2 separate regions of the Homo sapiens genome follow, and region 2 is linked to region 1. A link is a loop called in an ENCODE intact Hi-C map of the cell type or tissue named here. Cell type or tissue: Caco-2. All regions are shown on one strand. Each heading gives the region's core, and the rest is flanking DNA. Links, peaks and the distances in the headings are about the cores only. Region 1 overlaps SLC25A21 (solute carrier family 25 member 21). Region 2 overlaps LOC105370455 (a long non-coding RNA gene).

Region 1 (11,073 bases), core at 1,818-9,817:
GTGTGGAACACAGCAGAGAGCTCAGGGAGGTAAGGAATGGGAGTTCTCATTAGACATGGCAGTTGAAAGATAATGACTTTGAGGGGCACCTTCAGTGTTATAGCTAGGTTGGGAGACAGTATAGTGAGTATAGATTCTGTTCATGGAAGGGAATTAAACAGAACAAAATCATTAATAAGTAAAGAGGCTTGTGGAATGGGGGATGTACTCATTTCCTAGGACTGTTGTAACAGGTTACCACAAATCACATGGCTTAAAACAACTGAAGTTCATTCTCTCACAGTTCTGGGAACCAGAGTCCAAAACTAAGATGTCTTCAGGGTTGGTTCCTTCTGGACTTTTTGAAAGAGAAACCATCCCATGCCCCTCCTGCTTTGGGTGACTTCTGGCAATCCTTGGCACTCTAGCTAGTGACACCATAATTCCAGCTCTGCCTGCATCTTCACATGGCCTTCTCCTCTGTGTTTCTTTGAGTATCTTCTCATTTTTTGGCTTCTATAAGAATACCCAGCATCAAATTTAGGGCCCAGTTTAATCCAGGATGATCTCATTTTGAGATTCTTAACATAATTACATCTGCAAAGACCCTGTTTCCAAATAAGGTCACATTCACAGATACCAAGAGTTAGGACTTGGACGTATCTTTTTAGGGCCACTATCCAACTCATTACAGAGGTCATTTTGTTGTTGTTGTTTTTGTTTGTTTGTTTATTTAAGATGTGATGGACTTAAGCTAGGCTTTTTGTTTTTGTTGTGTTTTTTGTTTTTGTTTTTTTGAGACAGAGTCTCGCTGTGTTGCCCATGCGGAAGTGCAGTGGCATGATCTCAGCTCATTGCAACATCCGCCTCCCAAGTTCAAGCGATTCTCCTGCCTCAGCCTCCCAAGTAGCTGGGACTACAGGCACCCACCACCACCCCCAGCTAATTTTTGTATTTTTAGTAGAGACGGGGTTTCACCATGTTGGCCAGGATGGTCTCAATCTCCTGACCTCGTGATCCGCCCACCTCGGCCTCCCAGAGTGCTGGGATTACAGGCGTGAGCCACTGCGCCCAGCCTTAAGCTAGGTTTTATGTGAGAAAGGGGATAATTGGCAGATCAAGACCTCTCAGGAAGCATGAGCCAACAAGGTCAGTAGAGAAAGACATTCTAGCAGGGGAGGTATCTCTAATTCTCTGAGACAGGATGTGTGAAGGTAAATAGATGTGAAGGTGGGGAGCTGGGTGTTGACAGATATCCTTCTGATAATCGCTATTTACTCTGTGAAATAGAAGGCAATATTATATGCTGAGAGTAAAGAGGGAACTTAAGAAAAGTGGCATGAAGGTTGCAAATACCACCTGGAAGAATGGAAGACAGGACCAGGAAGTCATAGCAGGATTGTCAAAAGTCACTGTGTTTCCAGATGACAAGGGAACCCTACAGTTGGGGAGGCATCAATCTTCAGGTCATGTGATATTCTCCAGTGATTATAGGAACAAAGAAAGCAGTTGGGGCCGGGCGCGGTGGCTCACGCTTGTAATCCTAGCACTTTGTAATCCTAGCCGAGGCGGGTGGATCACGAGCTCAGGAAATCGAGACCATCCTGGCTAACCCGGTGAAACCCCGTTTCTACTAAAAATACAAAAAAAATTAGCCTGGCATGGTGGCGGGCACCTGTAGTCCCAGCTACTCGGGAGGCTGAGGCAGGAGAATGGCGTGAACCCGGGAGGCGGAGCTTGCAGTGAGCCGAGATCGAGCCACTGCACTCCAGCCTGGGCCACAAAGCGAGACTCCATCTCAAAAAAAAAAAAAAAAGAAAGAAAGAAAGAAAAAGAAAAAAGAAAGCAGTTGGTGGGAAGTTTCAAAGTTTCAAGAATTGATGGATTGAGTGTGGTTGTGAAAAAAAAACAATGTACCAAGAGTACAAAAAGAGGAATTCCCCTCTTCCAAGAGAAGTTCCAATAGACTGGAATTAGTGGGAGAGATTAAATGAGAAAGTGTGGATGAGGTTGAAAAGCAGGTATTATTGAACCAAAGCAGTGAAAGTGGTAGGGCAAGGATAGAAAAATGAGGTGGTAACCCTTAGTGTCTCCAGGTATCTCAATTCCAGGTGATCCAATGTCCAGGCCTTGGGAACAGGTTGCAAAAATGAGGTAGTGGTAAAGAATTTTGAAATTAAGGAGTCAAGGAAGTATTAGGCCAGGGTATTTGGGTGGGGGTAGGGCACCTGTTAAATAGGATGGCTAGTATTGATGAGTGCAAAGTGGAAGAACTTAAATCCTCATTAAATGTAGGCAACTGGCACAAAGGTCACTCACAGCCTTTAACAACGGGAGAAAGTAGAGTGAGTGCCCCTCTATTTGGGGACAGGCAAGTATAGTTAATTGTTGGTTGCTCGGTTATGAACTATAAAAGACTCTTATCCTTTCAATGGGAGATTGGATTTTATACCCACCCATTATTCGAAGTCTTGCTCTTGATGTCTATGCCAGGGACTTTAGCAATGAAAGACCCCGTGCTCAGCAGATGCCCTCCTAGAGGCAGCCCAATGCTCAAATCAGTGTTTTTTTGTTTTCTATAACCACAGTTGACTGTGTTTGATTTGGGAAGCCCTTAACTATTTGTCAATTTGTAATATTATATAAATTAGCTGGGAAACGATTTTTTTCGGGAGGGCTGTACAAACTTCACTTCCCTGGTTACTTTAGACAGTTCTTATTGTGTGTAGCTCATAAGAGTGAATCTATCTAAATATTCTGGGAACCAAGCTTAAACACAGGACTGAGTTTCTATTCTTCCCCTTTTCTATATTGATTTCCTGAGTGGCAAGCACTCACCCTTTCAGTAAAGCGAACATACTTCTTTTTATAAGTCCTATGGGACTAAGTTCTACTCAAACAGTTCTTTGGAAATAAGCAATTACAGAATTCTCCATATGCAACTATTGAGTGAAGGGAATACCATCTCATGAAGATAAGAATGAGTGTGTAATTACTGTTATTATACTTATTAATTTTATTATGCTATAAAAGTGATTAAAATTATATTGTACATAAGTACCACTGGAATTAATTCAAAAGTTTTTAGACTTTTATTAAAATATTTTAAATTGTCGTTATTTCTAAAATAGAAACATTAGCTTTTTGCTTTAATTTGTATCAGTTTGTGTAAATAAAATGACAAGAGAATTGACACAACACAATATATATTACTAAGGTAAGAAATCCGAGTCCTTATTTTACCTCTTTGTTTTTCATTTAAAAAGAGTCTCTACAGCCTGAGCAACATAGCAAGACCTTGTTCTCTACAAAAAATAACAAATTAGCTGGGTGTGGTGGCACATGCCTGTCATCCCAGCTACTCAGGAGGCTGAGGGGGAGGATCCTTGAGCCCAGGAGATTAAGGCTGCAGTGAGCCTTGATCACACCACTGCCCTCCAGCCTGGGCAACAGAGACCCTGTCTTAAAAAAAAAAAGTCTCTAAAATAAACTCAACCTGTGTTAATAAGATGGATATAAAGCCTTCTGTTCATCTTAGAATTTGGAGTCCAGAATATATTATCAAAATCTACCTAACGATCTATCAGTTCTTTTCCTCATACTGGCTTTCCCAGAAGTAATCTCAGGAAAAGTACTGAGAAATAAACTTTTTGAATAGTTTCTGCAATGTCACATGGAATATCTGCTAACACATAAGCTGAAGCACTTTGCAGAAACTTAAAATATAATCAAAGAAACCAAGAGCACATGTTAGTTGACTACTCCCCATACCTGCTGAGTAATTGATTAGACCACTAGCATTTACAAATGTCGAGTTTCTATTATATATAAAACACTTGCTAAATATTAAGAAAGCAACCAAATCCTTTTTGTACAAGAGCTTGCAGTCTAATAGAGAATTATAACAACTACATAAATCACTGAATAAATGGTAAAAGGGGACGTGCTATTGGGGGAACACAAAGAAAGCACTCCTAGAAGTTCCCTCCATAGAGGAAGGAGTGTGGCATTGGAGCTGGTATCTGGGAATTCCTCTCATCTGCTCAGCAGAAGTAGACATATTAACTCAAGACATCTACAAATGTCCATCAGATGGACATGAAACATAACTCATGTGTATTCATTACAAAAAGCATCCGTGAATACCTTTGAACCATCATCTTGTTGCAATTCCGTTTTTCCCTACCATTATGAATGGATGTATGTATCTATAATGGATGATGTAATGGGCAAGAGCATGTGCTTTGGAGTCATAGAGACCTGGCTGGGTAAGTTATTTAACTTCTCTAAGCCTCTGTCTTCTCATCTCTATCCTGTTGACAACGTGAGAACTCTCCACATAGGGTTATCATGAGGATTAAGCAAAACTGCACTGGTGGATCTCTGGTGAGTCAGTAAATAGTAATTCAGAAAATGTTACTATTATATTTGCTGTTAGTATGCTGCTTTTTGTCAACACAACAAGATTTTGGGCTCTTTTAAGACAAGGATCATTTGTTTTTCTTCTTTTATACCTTATTCAAAATACAGTTCTAGATTTCAAATTAATACTCAATAGATCCATGTTGTTTTTGCATTTTAAACTTTTGAACATATTCTCTCTGAGACCAAAGAAATCTGAGGATGAGACAAGCACAGAGTCTTTCTCCATCACATATTCTAGTTGTGGCTTATCAGTTATAAGCCTTTAGGGGTCCTCCCAGATGAATGTTAATTGATATGGCTTTGGTAATGTGAGATGCCCTAGATGGCAGGCCCTTATCACAGCAGAGTCTGACGGGTCTGACTCATCACTCACAGCTGAGAAGACACAACATTCTACATGGTTGTTTAGCCACCCAGTGGCTGGTAGCTGATTTTTTTTTTTTCCTTCTCGAAATCTGTCATCGTGCATGCAACCAAGCAAAGTATTTTAAGTTTATTTTGAAAGAACATGAAATCCTCAAGAATGCTGGTAAATGTGAGATATTTTTTCTTTAGCATAGTACTGCAGCAGAAAAAGAGAACTTTCACCATCTTTTTCTTCTGAACGGTGTTCAGCAATCTCCCAATCTCTTAATTCATAATTTCCATTTATCACCAAGCCAGTTCATAGTGAAAATGAGGCAATTTGTATAGGCAATCGGTATGTTCATTTTTAAAAACATATTATGCTTTTATTTTACTGTGCTTAGAATTGCAACAAAGGAAGATGTAGTTATTGATTGTTACCATTCCCAACAGCAACCTGGGTTTCTCACCCCAAATTATGTAACACTGAACTGCCAGAGAACTATGCAGGGGAGCCTTGGTATTCACAGATTTAACACTCTAGGTTTTGAATATTTGCAATCGACCATGAAGGTTTGTGATGTGTTAATTGGCAGTTTTGCTGAGGTTCAAATTCGAATCATATGTACTTTGAAGCTAGTGTTAGGGAGTGATTGAGGAGCTAGTGTGTTAGCCTAGTCAGCCGCCCAACATCCCTCTCCAATCAGATTTTTTTTGTTCTCTGCTCTTCACATAAGCACTAACTCTTAGGGTGATTAAAAACTTGATTTCTATGAAAAAGAAAAGTAGTCATCCTATGAAAGATAAAACATGAATAAATCTTTCAAAAACATTGACTTGGTGTGGGAAGAGATAGACTTTGGAAATGCATATGTTTCAAAAGAAATCATTCTTGGAAAAAGCCAGAAGCCTGTGCAAATATCTCCATGTTCACGGATTTGGAGATTTTTTTATGTCTCAGGATTTAGCCCTTGCAAATATCAAGGATTTACAAACGTGTTTTGGAAGGTCTGAATGAGATTTTAAATTTAAAATTTTCCCTTGTTTTGCTTCTGCTACACTTGAAATATGGCTGCTGAGTGCCAGGCTACAAGAGCTCTCCCTTTTCACTTCCTATGTAGGCTTTTGGGGCAAAACTTGCTCCTGACAGAGTCCATATGGCCTGTAAGCAGTGCTCTGTGGCCCAGCTGTGGCCGTGAAGTGGCACAATCTAGGAATGTGAAATCTTAGGGTTTGGCAAACTTTCCTGTTCGTTGGCCCCAAGGAAAATGGTGTGCCCCACCTTATGCTGCTCGCGAGCTCAGACCTCTGTTCGTTGGTCATCAGCAATTATCAGACACAGATGAGGCCCAATGAGCCCAGACACCAGAGTCTGTGTACAAAATGTTCTTCGGTACAGGGCAAAATGAGAAGATGGAGTTTTTTTGTAAAGCTCAGATGTATTCAATTTAAAGGGCTATTCCTTATTAATATTTTTATGTTAAAATGCCCTTTTAATAAAATGATGGAGACAGTAGTTTTTTTTTTTTTATGTTTCTTGCTTGGCAAGATTAAAAGTTGGCAACTTTATATAAAAGTCCCCCAAATGTTTTGAAATTTTGCTTGTCTGGGAAATCTAATAAACTATATATAGTTCTAAAACTATATGGTTTAGCAAGAGAGAAACTCTTCTCTAGAGAGTTCAAGTTTGTCCTCATAGTCAGGAGTAGACAAACTGTGGCCTCTGGGCTTTTTGCACAAGAGCGTCTGAGTCCTTGCGTCACCCATGAACCCATCTCTTCCGTGGCACTGTATTTCATTGCCACTCAAGCTATTGGACCAGCTGTGTTTACATACCTTGAGCCATTCAAAGTAAGTGATCTTTGTTCTGATAACAATGGAAGGAGTTGTACTTTGCACTCATAAGTGCCACCAAAAAAAAATCTATTCTTGGCTATCATCCAAAAATGACAATTGCAAAAATACGATTAAATCAGTGATTTATTTTGTATCTTTTTTTTTAGTTGTAGTGTTTCTGTTTTTGTAAGACTCATACAGTACTTGAAGAATGCTGAGGTTTACAAATTAAAGGAAATATTAGGCAATAATTCTTTAAAAGCATATTAAAGATTTAAATATTTCAGCCAGGCCAAAGACCAGATGGGCTGTCAGATAACAAAAGTTGATCTAACAAGAGATTATTCTTGAAAACCTACATCTTCACCTCTTGTTTATCACAGTGGAATGTTGACATATCAGTTACTGTACTGTGGAGTCAAAATGCAGCATCTTAGATCTGATCCCAAGAAGGGCCTTTGTATTTACACTTCTTGATAAGGAGGAGAGGTGTACTAGTATTACATGTAAGCATAAGGTGGACACCAGAGTATAAGTTAAACAACGTCTAAATAAAACAGATATGCACAAAGTCAAGAAGGCTACAAGAGTAATAGAATATGGCCAACAAGTTTTTAAGACTGATTATACACATAACATAATTATATATGGCAAAATGAAATCCAGGCAGTCTCCAAATCTTCCTACACTCCCAGTAAAGGTAACCTAAGTAAGAAAGACATAAGTCAAGTCTGATTTCCTCATAGAAACAGTTGTAATAGGGGATTATATGCCTCACCAAGAGCCTGATGTCTAACGTTTTATAGAAATCACCAGAAATCACAAGTAATCAACAACAAATGCTGTGTATATATAGTGTAATGCTTTCTGAAATAGATGTAAACCAAGCAGGACGATTCTTATTTTTCTTTTATAATTTCAACTTTTATTTTAGATTCAGGAGGTACATGTACAGGCTTGTTACTGTACATGTATTGCGTGATACTGAGGTTTGTAGTACACATGATCCCATCACCCAGGTAGTGAGCATATTATCCAACAGTTTTTCAGCCCTTGTCTCTCCCTCCTTCCCTCCCACCTCTAGAAGTCCCCAATGTCTATTGTTGCCATCTTTATGTCCATGAGTACTAAATATTTAGCGCCCACTTATAGGTAAGAACATGTGGTAGTTGGTTTTCTGTTCCTGTGTTAATTTGCCTAGGATGATGACCTCCAGCTGCATCCATGTTGCTGCAAAGGACATGATTTTGCTCTTTTTATGGCTGTGCGGTATTCCATGGTGTATATGTACCACATTTTCTTTATCCAGTCCACCATTGATGGACACTTAGGTTGACTCCATGTCTTTGTTATTGTGAATAGTGCGAGCAAGGCTATTTATGTTCCAAGCTTGGTCTAGACTAGAGCCCATTGACTGGGGAAGGATGGATTCTAGATGGCTTACTACAGATATGTGGCTGCCGCTCTCAAAGATACCAAAGTCTCTGACTTGATGGGAAATGTGGACTGTGCCTTCTTCACACAAGGATCCATGATAGGCCCTGTGAGGATACAACACTAAATATGGTAGAAAGTAATTGTAGTTCCCAAAGAGGTGTAAGAGTAAGAAATCTTAATTAAAGAAATGTAAAAATAGAAATGACATTAGAATTTAAGTATTTCAGTGACATTTGAGGTTTCATATTCTGAGAGATATCTTCAGTTTTCTTGTCATGAATTCTATTTTTGTAGGAAAAATATGAGTCTACATATTTTAAAAAGAATTTTAAGCAAAAAGGGAAAGTTAAAAATCCTAATACACCCTTGGGAGGAGAAAAATGTAAACATGCACCACGCAAAGATAAATTGCCATCCTTGTTAAGCATTTGTAGAATATGGAAAAAATAATATGAAGAGAGTAGATTCTCCTCGGGATTTTTAGGGATTTTTAGGAATTTAGCTTTGTTTTGTAATCACTAGTATTTTTAATTTAAATCATTTTCCAATGGTGCTACATTAAAATTTTCTAAATTCTGAACCACCTTCAAAACTGATAGTTTTTAAAACAGCAATACTTGAAGAGCTATTGACAACTCTTTCAAGAACAAGTTCTTCCATTCGTGAGAATATTGAAGGGAGAGGAAGAACATGCCTGCCCTGACAATTCCCAGAGGGAGAAAATAAAATTGTCATTGTTGGAAATAGAATAGAAATATTCAAAAGCACCACGATAGAAAACTAAGACAAATAAACTTGAATTGCATTATCTGAGGAGGAGCCCCGTGATCACACTGCCAAATAGAGTGTGTTATCCCTTGACACTTCAGTAATGCCACATCACCTATGTCCCTTATCCACAGCTGCAGCAATACCAGGTGGCATTGCATCAGGCAATGTCACATTGCTTTGTGAAGGCAGTATAAAGACAGTCTAGCACATGAGTTTTTAATTACCTTGAAGTGATTGTTACAGTAAATATAGATACAGATATAGATATAGATATAGATAGATATAGGTTTTTGTTTTTTTTTTTTTTGGTAGAGACAGAGGTCTCACTTTGTTGCTCAAGCTGACCTTGAACTCCTGGCCTCAAGCAGTCCTTCTGCCTCAGCCTTCCAAAGTGCTGAAATTACAGGCTTGAGCCATGCCACCCAGCCAGTAGCTATCCTTTATCAGGTACTTAACCAGGTCTTGTGCTAGCTTTGTCCGTGCATTAACTCATTTTCTCTTCTAAACAACCTTATAATATGACTTCCATTGCCGTATTACTTTGCAGACATGGAAGGTAAGATTTAGTGCAGTTAAGTAACCTGCCTAATGTCACAGAACCTGAAGAGATTTGGATCCAGGTCTGTCTGAAAGCAACTTTCAGTCAGCTGAAAGCAATTTGTGGCTTATTGCCCCAGCCTGAGGGATTACATATATAGTAGGGATGCTGCAGCCACAATTAGAAAGCCTGTGTATGTCAGAAGAGGCGACGGTGGGGTGAGAATGACAGAGAGATGCAGTGCTATTAAAAAGTTTCATTGAAATCATTTTAATAAAAATTTTAATAATTAAAAAAATTGGTAATCAAACTCAAGTCATTGTCAGCTTACCAATTCTGGTTTTCTCTTTATTGTTTTAAGGCTAATAGAAAGTGGCACAATTGCTTCTCCCTTTGTTCGTTTTGACACTGAAACTGATATTATGTGTATCTCTAGCTTGCTGGTTCTCAAACTGCACCTGGCTCCCTTCTTCCACCCTCTCTTGGTCAACAAGTTAGGCTTCTGCCTGGGCCTCTCCTCTGCTATTTACAATATAAAGCCCAAGTGTACTGAAGCCAGTAAGCAAAAGCTATTGCCAGTGGGTGATTCCAGGGCCACAGAAATGTGAAGAGCCAATTGGAATGCCGAAGATTTTTAGAGTACAGAGCTGCAGGCAGCGACATGTTTTTCCACACTGCAAAATTCAATGAAACTGTGCCACGGGAGCCGGCCCAGATGTGGGCCAGGATTACAACAGCCTAATCACAGCAATATTTGCAGGGCCAGATGTCCAGTCAAAAAGGGTTAAAACTTCAGATCCAAAGCCTGTTTTGCCACCTCCTCACTGGTGAGACAATGTTTTGTGATTACCTCATTATTTATCACCTCCCAGCAGATACCAACGGGCCTGAATTGCTGGGCTAGAAATCCGTTTGGGTGTCATGTGTCAGCTAAACAGGCTTAGTTACAATAGAGCCTGATTCATTTTCACCTTGGCCTCATAAAATGTGGCATATGTATTAGCATAATGGATTGGGAGGAAAAGAGCATTCGCTACAAGAAGTGAGTAAGTGCAGGCCTGGGATTTACACATTTGATCTTACACATTTGACTCACTCCAACTTTTCAAGATTTGATGGTTCCCTTCTCCCTAAAATAACTAGTTTCAGATTCTTGCTTTCTACTTTTACGCTGACTTTCCCAAAGTACCACACAATTTATAGACTTGATCTTCCTAGCTTCTCTCTAAGGCAAATAGTAATGCCAGAGTTTATTTTCCACTCTAAGAGGAGATACTCATGGGTACAGAGACTTTACATGGTGCACATGCAGCCATCCTGTGAGTTCAAAACAAAATCTGAATAAAGAGTCGGGATTCACTTTCATAGATTTATACAGGACTCACAGATGTAGAACTGTTTTCTCTGGCTAGGATACAGTGTGGTAGCATTTCTGCTTTCAATTCCATTTAATTTTTTGAGCACTTTTTATATGAAAGCCAGTTTACTAAGTACTGTGAGAGATACCAGATAGCTTTAAAAATTTCGCTGATCTAGGAGTTTTAAGTCTGCTAGAAAATTAACAAGCACAAGAATCACTGAATATAAAATAGAATAAAATTAGAAAGCTTGTAGTAAGACAAAAAAGAACATTTTAGTGTTTTCCACAAGCCTGATATTATGTCATAATTGTTTGTACTTATAGCAATATAATGGTGGTATATGGTCATGCAAATAGATATTATTATATCACACAATATTAG
Region 2 (11,073 bases), core at 2,009-10,008, 120 kb after region 1:
ATTTATAAAAAACGATAACGATAAAGAGATTTCAGCGCACCCTGCGAGAGGTGGTAGTCAGGAGAAGAGAAAGCCCAAAGGTTGTTAGGTGCAGGGGTCACTTTTACTGCCTTGGGAAAATGCATTTTAGCCGCGGAATTCGTTCCGTGGGGATTGGGGGTGCGCCTCCGAGGCGGGCCCGAGGGCCAGAACTGCGAAATCCCAAGTTAGTGTTTTCAGGTTTCGGACAAAAACTGCGATCCATACGAGGACCTTACTGTTCGCATCTTGGCGGGGATCACGAAAGCTCTACAGGCCAGCAGGAACCTTGCGGCTAGCGGGGGCATTCCTGCAACCTCCTGCGCAGGGATCCTACGCCTCAGGTCTTCTTACTGGCTGGGGTTGGCCCTCCCGGGAACTGGGCAGGCTCTAATAGGCCCCTCTACCTGCAGGCTGTTTGCTCCAAGAGGCGGATTTGTGGGGTCCAGGGCGAACCCTTTCCTCTTCCCTTTGCCAGTCAGTGCTCCTCCTGCCTAAAAATTTTACCCTCACCAGGACCAACGAAAGAGCTGACCTCTTACCTCCTCCACAGCGGCTGTGGCTTTCTAGACAAGCTGCGTGTCTGAGCCACTGGGAGAACAGAGTATAACCACCTCTCCATGGACACGATTGGAAGGCAGTTCTAGGAAAATTGTTAAAGGACCCAACAATGTTTTCAATGGACACACAGAGGCTAAGGAAGAGAAATGTAAAAATGAAATAAATATAATTTCAAAAGTGTTTAACTCTTTAATAAGCCAGGAGGGGTAAAACACAGTACCATCTTTGCAGAGTAAACCAATTTTGCCAGCAGGTACAAACTGTTGTGTTTTTTTCTAACGAGAGAGGGGGGGAAAAGGCTGCTTGCATATGATTCACATTTTTCATCAATAAAATGTTTTTAAATTAATATGAATTAGCCCATTTTTTTTGGTGGGGGCGGGAATCAAGCAAGTGTTGCTGGTTTTCTTCAACAGATGCACTGTCCTTTGCACAGAGGTAAAAAATAATTTGTAAAGTGTTGTTTATTCAGTGAAGCTACCTACACATTTTTAAATCTTAAAGATGTTTAAGTTCATAATGTCATTGCGTAATCCATTTTGGTAGTGCATTTAATAAAAATCATATTACTGGCAGGACATTTAATAAAAATCAGACTAATTAGCAAGGAAGGGCATAGTAGACAAAAAGGACAAAGAAATCTCTTGAGCAGAAAATTTAGAAAAATAAAGAAGGGTTTTTAGACAATACTAATCCTTCGTGTATTGTTCCAATTCCTACAGTTCTGTTTACTGCAGTTCTTACGCATTAAAGTGCTACAGTTTGGGTTCTGTTTCTATGCCATATTCAGACTGTAAATTTAATGGCTGCAGGGGGGAGAGGAAGGATTGCAAAACCAGAGATTAGCACCAGAAATGCTGGACCAGTGTCCTATGCATGATGCAGCCATACCACTGAGGCTACCATTCTTGTCAGACTCCTAGGGTGGATATAGAGGATTGGGGAAGAAGGCTAGTTCTATTTCCTGCAGGATCAAAATGCCAGCCCAATACATTGGCTGACCAGTGAGCCACTCCTTAGAAGGATAGAAAACCAAGGTCATGGCCACAGGGGACCTTTGAAAAGCCCCATATCACCTTCCTGCAGGACCAGAGGTGTGAATCTGATGTTCTGGCAAGCTGACAACACAGATTCCCTTAGCAGTTTTTATTGCCTGAGTGATTCATATTCAATTCCTCTGGGATTGAGTTCTGCCCTGCCACATGTTTCCATTCTTGGAGACACCCCTTTCACTAGGAAAAGAAATAATGATCCCATTACTCCATGTAAAAAACCTTCATAATGCCAGTTTAAGGCTAAAAATTAAATCCCTGAAAGTCAGAACATAGAAAAGTCAAAATTCTTTTAGTCTGTCCAAATCACCCTGCTTCCCAGGCTGTATAATGCATGGTACATTTACAAGCCTCCCCAGCAAAGCCAACAACCAGTTCCAGCAACCAGGCACTGCTGCTGCTGTGTTTTAAAGGGGAAATGCTGGAGCACCACCTGACTGGGCAGATTTTCCATTTGCAGTTTGAATGTTTCATGCCAGTAGATTTTAGCACTTTCTTGCTAGATGAAAGTACTATACTGCATGCATTGGCAAATGGATTTAAAACTTAAAGAAAGCAAATTAACTTATAGGTAACCAAAAGCAATTCAAAACAAGAGAGAGACACCGTAAATACCTCGAAGATTTTCCAGGTACCTAAAACTCTCTAAATCCAGCTGTAGCATTCTAGATCAGTGCTATACATTTCTCCAACTCTGATACAAAATGAAGTTCTTCAATGGTAATTGATGTAAGTAGGTATATTTTCTTCAACCCTTCCCCAATTTTTATTTTAGAATTTAACATTTATCCATCCAGTTTTCCCAAGAGGAAAAAATACAGTCAGTAGAAAGATGTGTTATTTAAATTGTATTCTGAAAATTCAGACATAGCTCATATAAGGATTATAACTTCCAGAAAAAGTCTTCCCTACCTCTTCTTTCAATTTTAAAGTAGCTAAAAGTATGAGTTTTCTTTTACAACCAGACTTATCTATAATATTTTGGCTGTGAAACAAAATTACTTAAGACTTTCTGTTTCTCTTACATCAAAGCGTATATATATATACACACACATATACACACACACACAGAAAACAGAGGGTTAACCTGGTAGAGTTGTGTGTAAGTTGAGCCATGGCTTCTGGCCACAACATGCACATGATCTGTGTGTTTCATCATGTAACTGCTAAGGCACATGAGGGTTTTGGGGGATAAAGGTATTAGGTACATAGGAGACATCATTATTTCTATTAGAGCAATTAGTCTCATGGAGAAATATATACCCTTAGGGCAAAATATACATTGAGTTTTGTAAAAGGAATGAATAACATACACTTGGATATCACTACATAAAAGCTGCACTTTTTTTCCTCTATAGGAACATTTTTTGTGTCAATAAAAATGATGAAGGCAAAGCTAGGCAGCCTGGACGTGTCACCAGAACTCAAGGCATAATTTGGGATTTCACAACTCTATCACCCAGCTGTCCAAAAAAAATCCCAAACATATATTTTAAAGCCCTCCTGAAGACATGCTTCTCATTATACAGCTAAGCCTCAATTAACCAGATAACTCAGGAAAGTATTTGAAGGAGGACATGGTGTCTCGTGAACATTTTCTAATGTCTTTGAACAAAACAGAATATAAGAAAAGGAAGTGTGTGCATGATGTACTGTCCCTTATGATTTTTTGACATGAAAAACACTTTAGAAATCAACTCAGGTCATTTCCATGCCTTCCCCAGAATATAGTATAAGAGGGGTAGTTCAGAAAGGTGAATCCAAATGGATGCTTCTTTGATAACCACAACTTTCTGGTAAATATAATACTTAGGTAGAGCAGAATGGGGATCATTATATATTACTGTGACAACAGTGAAAATCAAGATAGAGAGTCTGAATAGCTGGTTCTTGGGTGAAGAACAGTATTTTGAGAAGGAAGATGAAAAGGGGAGAGGGAATTGTTTTTGTCAAAGATTAAAGAGAAGACATTTTTTCTCCCTTACCTTACTCCACTCCCACCACTCCAGGCATCTAGGGAAACCCAAATGAATGCTGGGATTAATAGCAGAGGGATATAAACATTGTAAATTAAATTCACTGCTATTTTTGCTACAACAAATATTGCCAACAAGTTTGCATATATATGTGTGTCACAATACATTTAATCAATTCATTTATAAGAAAAATTTGTCAACTTATCTCTGAAGATAACCCACAGTATGAGATTTTCAGAAACATGTCAAGCTCAAAGGACTGAATTTAGACCCCTTATTTGCTTCTTAAGTCTGCTAAAGATATGTGTTCAGCCTATGGGCTGCATTGTAGGTCCATAGGCCCTTTCTTCCCTGTCCTCCCTGGAAGTCAGTACTGACTTGGGGAAACACAAAGTCTTTATTTTGATGCATATTATCACTTGTGTCTGAGAACCTGGCATTAAGAAACGGTAATGAAAATTACTGCAAACTGTACCAGCCAACTAGAGAAAGTTATGGACACTAGGAGAGTTTGCTTTTTATAGTACTTTATCCAATACTTCTCTCTTCCCTTAGCTTCATCCCTATTCCTTTCTCTGAGATTCTTTCTCTCTTTCTTTTTCTTTCTTTCTTTCTTTTTCTTTCTCTCTTTCTTTTTCTTTCTCTCTCTTTCTTCTCTCTCTCTCACCCCCCTCACACACACACACTCTGCACCCATACACTCCCTAGAAGAAAGCAGCATTTTACATAAGATTTTGGTTTTTAAAATGTTGTTTTCTCATTAAAATTCCATGAAATACTTGAAAGCACACCAGGAAACTAAGCATAACATTACCAAGAAGAGTTCCAGCGAGGTCCTAAAGAGTTAGCTTTCTTCATCTAGATTCCTAAACCCATCATAAATGCATATATGCCTGGATCAATCTTGGAGCTTATATTTTAAACAATCCGTGAAAAAGTATATCCAGACTTTTACATGTTTTGGAGAAATCACCATGCAGCTAACACAAAGTCAACCTTTGCCATCTGTACTTGCTCACAAATCCCCAAAAGCAGGTAGATTGGCCTTAGCTACACAGCATTAAGGAAACACGAGCTTCAGCCAATCCAAAGTGGAGTTTGGAGCGATGAGAAGCCACTCAAAGTTATCAGTGTTCTGTGGCTGTTCTCTGATCCATGGTTTAAGTCCACTCATACAGTTGGACCAGAAATGATGATTTTGACAAACTCCAGTTTATCTCCTGGAGCTTTCTTGGAACATCAGTTTGGGTTATTTTCTGTAGTATAGTTGTACGTGCCAATCTCAGGGCAGCTGCCTTTCTTTAAGCTCATGACTGAGGGTGGCAAGAGGTAGTGATTAGTCATCTAACCTCTCAATAGCTGTAAATACTAATTGAATATTTTGAACAACTCTTCAGGTCACATGACAACATGTGGCCATTTGCTTCTTAGACTTCTATTGCATAGCTCGGGGAGCAAATATTCTTTAATAATTGTTAAATATATCTTACAAATCTTCCAAAGAGGAAAAAGTCTCCATCCAAAATTAAACACAGGTTATGTGCTAAAAATGGGCAGTTGGAACTAAAACATAGCTGTTATTATCTTTTCTACAATAACATTTACACACTATTAACTTTTCTGCAATAACGGAACATTAAAGAATAAAATGTAAATTTTACTGCTTTATTTGCAGGGATGAAGGTCAGAGTGTCAAATTGCAGATTTTGGATCCTCAATAATGGGCCGCTGTATTTAACCTCTTCAACTTCTTTTCTCCACTTATAAGAAGGAACAAAATAAAATGTTTTGTGGAAGTTTATATTGAAATGAGGTCAGGTAAACTAATGACTGCTTGGTATTTTATGACAAGTTTTATAACCTTGGAGTTGCCATAACTTTCAAACGATCATCAATAAAGTTTTATTGCAAAAGGGTCGCCATGTGTCTGAATGCTTTTGCACATAGTAAAGCTATGCTGCCCCATTGTCGTAGCTCACCAGCCCCTTTTCACCCCAGCCATAAAGTCCTCTTCTTTTTTATTGGAGGTTGAAAAGTCCTCGGGTCTGCTCTCCTCCATCAAGTTGGCAATGTGGGAACAACACAGAAATTAAACTACATGATTAAATGATCGTACACAACCAAATCTTCAAGAATATGTAATAAGACTGCTTTTTAATAATTATAAATTTGGATTTTAAATGGGTTCCATTTAATAAAATAAATGACAGTGGGCGGCGGGTGGGAAAGGAGGAAGTCAGATGAGAGTTTCCTCCAGAAACTTGTGTTTGAATGTTAGATAAGACCTATCAGTCTACCCGATATACCCAGAGGGCTGCCATTAAATAATTAGGTGCTTAGGGACCGATAATGGTCTCAAGACAAAACAACGAATTGCTAAAGACTCTTTGAGCTGACCCGAGGATCTTAAAGATTTAAGAGGCCTCGCATTGCGTCCTAACTTGAATTTTCCCACGGAGGGAAGGGTTGGGCTACAGCTCATGCTTGCCCGATTGCTGCCTAACACATTCCCTAAACGCTCCCTAAAGCCAAACCAAGAACTTCAAGTGTCCACTTCACGGCATCAGCTGTCAGGTTCAGGTTCGGGTCCGCCTACTCCTTGTCCACTGCCGAATGCTATGTGGAAATGAAGCCGAGAATAATGTCCTGCGATTTAGATGAAGAGAACAGTAAGAAAGGTAGTATGAAACGAAGCTTCTACTGACGCGCCCTTCAGACAGGTATTCCGCAGGCGAGGGTTGTGACCCAGGGAGAGAGTGCGGGAGTGCTAGCAGAGCGGCGGGAGCGGAAGGAGAGGCTGGACGAAAGTTGGAAAATCATCCCATCTCGGGACTTGAGTGCGAGAGCCCGCCCCGGAGTCGGCAAGTCTCCAGGGTTAGAAGGCCCTAGCTCCAAAGTTTTTTGTCCCGGCTCAGGCAGGTCCCCCACCTCTAACCTTCCCCGATTTGCCTGGTTGCTCTCGGGGAAGGGACTGGTAAATACCGCCCTCTCCCGGATTTCCTGAAACTCTCACCAGCGCGCTGAACCCGCTCCTTCCCACGTTCGGCGCCCCGCACTCTGCGTCTGCGCCCACTGCGCGTCACCTTCCCTCCGGCCGAGACCACTAGAGCCCTAGATCCGGGATCTGCGGAGGGAACAGGACCTGAGCCCCTGCTGGACCCTGCAACTTGGCTGCGGAGAGCGCGCAGCCACAAGCGCCGTTCCTCACTTGAGGGCTTCGCGAGAGCTGGCTCAGCCCCGCGGGTCCCCGCCAGTCCTCGCCAGCCCTCGCCAGCCCCGGTCGGCCCCACGCTAAGTCCGCAGCAGGCGGGAAACCCCGCAGGCCTTCCCGGACTCACGAACTGCCTACTCCCACCCCTAAAGAGCTCAGACCTGAAGGTGCTCTTATGGTGCGTGGCCGCAACCCCGGAGTGGAATGGGTGGGGGGCCTCCATGGCGAAGGAGACGCCGTGGGCGAATCGGCTCCCAGCTCGCCCCTCATGTCCTACAGGTCACTAGCCGAGTCCCTACCCCGGGCGCTCCCATGAGGCACCAAGAGCAGCCACGGCCCAGGGAAGGGCCTGGGTCTTCACTGCTGGAGCGGGCCCCAGTCGAGGGCGCGCAGGTGTCGGGGTCCCCAGCAACCTCCGTATGCGCGGAAAGCCGTAAACGGGGTTCTGAGGCCGGCGCCAGGCACAAGGATCACCCCGCGCCACGGGCCACGGCTCAGAGCGCCCACGAAGCCCGGCTGCCAGGTCCAGGCCGCGGCCGGGCGGGACCCACTCGCTCCCCACGGTGCTGGCGCGGCGGGAGTCGGGCTGGTTAAGGCGGGAGGCCGGCACTGCCACGGGCTGTGGCGCCCCCTCCCGAAGACACCTCGCCGGAAGTGCGGCTCCCGCCTGGCAGGCGCTGAGACTCCTCGGCTGTAGCGCGAAGGCCCCGGTCCGCGCAACTTCCCATAATAACGCCGCGAAATGCCTCCAGAAATGCCTGTGTGGTATGGTGTCTGAGCCAATGGTCGGCATTCGTCTTCCCCAAGTGCGGAAAAGAGGATCCCAGCTCCCCGGGATGAGCTACGTACCCACACACGCACGCCGGCCCCTGTGCCCCCGTCAGGGGAAGCGCAGAAAGGCGGGGACTCCCCGGGACGCAACTGCCTAGTATCACCTACCAAGAGAAGTTACTTTTTTTCCGGGATCACAGAACCCCCCCTTCACGTCCCCAAGTCTCCAGCAAGAAGTGGGAGAGGACGTGTGTGGCTCCCCAGAAGCAGGCTCCAAGTTGTCCCGGGGGCAAGCCCTCTGGAAGGAACCTTGCTCTGCTGACCCAACTTGAGCAGGGCCACCCTGGCTGCGGTCATCTCCACTCCGGCCTCAGGGACGAACCCAGCCGCTCTCTACACCACCACTGGAAAGGGGAGACCCTTTCCTCTTGTATATGCCAAAGAGGTTAGACGTTCTTTTTTCAGAGTAACATTTAAAAAAGAAATTAGATCAGACAGAGGGAACAAAACTTCTCAGAAATATAGAAAGCACAGTTTTCTGAGTTAGGTTTCTGATGGTAATAACAGTCAAGACTGTTGAGGGGAACCTCGTTCAGGAGTTCTTTTCTATGGCTTCATCTTTGACTCAGTTTGAGAACTTGGGCTTCTCTGTCATTGAGCACTGAATAGAAAAATAGCAGAGTGCTAGCTAATTTCTGCCTCTGCACTCCTGTAAGCTGCTATAAGCCCATCTTATTAAGATCAGCTAAGGCTGTGAAGGGAGAATCTCAGTGTGGAACGCAGGAGATGGATCCTCCTGTCCAGTTAGCTCTGCAGAACAACTCTGGGTTTCTTCTTGCTGTAATTATGCAGCCACTTTAATGCTGAACTGAGGAGGCATAGCTGCCCTTTTAAAGCTTTGCCCAAGGAGCCATAAGTACCCATTTTCGTTAGTCTAGAATAGCACGCTCATATATTTAACACATATTTATTGAGAATTTGGTATGTGTCAGGCACTGTGTGAGGTGCTGGGGTACAATGACAAAGGAGAAAGACATGCCCTCACAGACAAGATGAAACATCTGGCTGACAGGATACTCCTCTTAGCTCAGGTTCTCTGTAGGGCTGGCTGTTTCTTGCTGGCAAAGGCAGATTTTCTTTTCCATGCTTGAGGACACGGAAATACAAATCCTCTTTAGAAGTCTAGGAGAAGGAGGCCACAAGGGAAGTGGATTTTCCAGCCGAGCTGAAACCTAGCTTCCAGATTCCTGAACCCAGGTGGCTGAGGACCCTTCTCTTGTTTGGATGTTTCACCTGATGTGGTATGGTCTTCCTTCCTTCTTGTAGCTTCCTTCCTTCCTTGTAGCTTCAGGAGGACAATAGTATCATCAAAAGGCAAAAATACCCAGCCAGAAAAAGAGATGTCCATAAATAGTGGCAGGCAGCTGGTACTTCACAATCATACCCTGTTGTAACACAGCAAACCCTGCACGTGCTGCTACCCAGTCAGTAGGGCAGGGCCACCTGTCTGTCCATCTCTCTGCTTCCTTCTTTCCTAAAGACAATTCCCCATTCACACTGTGTACCCTTTGATGTCCTGCTGAAGATGTTCAACAGGCCCACTCAAACAAGGATTGGCAGGAGACCCTCTCTGGACCCTTCAACACAGAATTTGGAAAACCCCAAAGGCCAGCCAAAAGGAAAGGTCCTGGATAACAGGCATCAACTTTCATATGGGGTGGGGGGCCGGAGGAGAGGAGTGGGAAGTGCGGTAGAGCCTGGGGAGGGGGTTGTGGTGGATTTGGCTCCAGGCTTTATCCCTTTAACCTTTCCCTGTCACTCTTTTCAGAGGGCTTGCTTCCTGCCCTTAAATGAAAGCCACAAATCACAGCTCTTGCCAGGCCAATAAACATAATTTTCTTTTTTGATAAGGCTGCTAGAATGAGGGGATGCTTATATCTTACTTTTGCACATGTTGCAGTTTTGCAAAGCATGTTTACATATATTATTTCATTTATTAATCTTGATAAACTTTCACTGTCTGCATATGGGGAATTGGAGACACAGAGAAATAAAGTGACTTTTATCTAAAGTGGAAGGTAGCAGAGTTGGGAGAGCTACAGACTTGTGTTTCAATAAGGCATTTGATAAACTATTTTATGGTAACCTTGGGACCGATGTGGCCTGGGTGACATAATGGTTGAGTGGCCCATTCATTCATTCTTTGAAATAAACAGCTTTTCTTTTAAGCATAGCCTATGTGTCAGGAACTGAGCTTAATAGTGGAGATACAAAGGTAGATAAGCTATTGTGCTTAACGAGCTCACAGATAAGTGAGAGAAGAGACACGTAAAAATATAATCACAGTAAGGCAATAATATAATGTAATGGAGTTAGATACAAAATGCTATGGAATACAAGAGAGCACCAAAGGGTGGTCTTAGGCTGATGAGAGCTTGTTGGAATGCTCTCATATGTAGAAAACATGACATTAGAAAGGATAAGAAATTTGAAGGCTGGGTATGGTGGCTCACATCTGTAATCCCAGAACTTTGGGAGGCCAAGGCAGGAGGATTACTTGACCCCAGGAGTTTGAGACCAGCCTGGCCAACATAGAGAGACTCTTTCTCTACAGATTTTTTTTTTTTTTTTAATTAGCCAGGCATGATGGTGCATACTTGTGGTCCCAGCTACTCGGAAGGCTGAGGTAGGAGGATTGGGCCCAGGAGGTCGAGGCTGTGGTGAGCCATGATGGTGCCACTGCACTCCAGCCTGGGCAACAGAGTAAGACCGTGTCTCAAAAAAAAAAAAAAAAAAAAAAAAAAAAAGAAAAGAAAAAGAAAAAAGAAATTAGAAAAAGGACGCAATCATACAAAAACAGCTTAATAGGCAGAATAATTGACTATAAATAACACTAATCAATATATGAGTAAATATAGAATTCTACACTCAGATACAAAATAATTGAACCAGTGTATGAAGATACCGTCAGGGATGGCAGTTTAGGTAATCTCAGGGCCTACAGTTGATTGTAAACTCAGCATGAGCCTAGAATGTTAATGTTCTTAGTTTGTGCAAATAGAAGTGGAGTATTCAGCATAAGGGTTATTTTCTTTACCGGGGTGGGAGCGAGTCTTGTTTCTGGTCTCCCCAAACATTGATAGGTTGATGGTATGTACGTGCAAAGGGAAGCCACACATGGTAAAGGATTCTAACCAAAGTCATACTCTATGGCTTATGGAACTAGAATTTTTGATAGAGACTGGAAGGCTTAGAAAGTATGGCATAGCTGTCCTCAAATATTTGAAGGGCTCCCAGGTAGAAAAGATGTTGAACTTACTCTGTCAGAGGAGCTCAGCAAAGCTTTTCTCGGTTTATAATACAGAGCCTAATGGAGCAAAGTCATCCTCTATGAGTTTGACTGTCCTTTCCTGCTGGATTCTAAGCTCCATGAATGCAGGAACCAACAGGTCTGATTCACTCTGAAACTCCTGTGTCTTGCACA

The links. A loop is a pair of places that touch in the nucleus more often than their neighbours do. Peaks named below come from ENCODE experiments on the same cell type or tissue, not always from the same donor. Only the 100,000 strongest peaks of a DNase experiment are listed, where the experiment ranks them.
Region 2: a loop joins it to region 1, with 5 times the contacts of the local background. A loop is called at or near these places in 2 of 110 quality-filtered maps.

What each region holds. Positions count from the first base shown.
Region 1 is chr14:36,766,961-36,778,033 of GRCh38, reverse strand. All of the region lies in intron 3 of SLC25A21 (solute carrier family 25 member 21), which reads left to right. Among named protein-coding and RNA genes, the nearest start is that of PAX9, 110 kb to the right of the region's middle. In Caco-2, for the core only: a CTCF peak has its summit at 4,840; DNase peaks (open chromatin) are centred at 4,753 and 6,523.
Region 2 is chr14:36,643,647-36,654,719 of GRCh38, reverse strand. LOC105370455 (a long non-coding RNA gene) reads left to right here. Exons shown (of 2, transcript XR_943758.3): 2 at 1-928. Among named protein-coding and RNA genes, the nearest start is that of PAX9, 13 kb to the left of the region's middle. RefSeq lists enhancers at 37-775, 6,539-7,368. In Caco-2, for the core only: CTCF peaks have their summits at 6,592 (motif pointing left) and 7,480 (motif pointing left); a DNase peak (open chromatin) is centred at 6,579; H3K4me3 peaks cover 1,719 bases; H3K27me3 peaks cover 115 bases.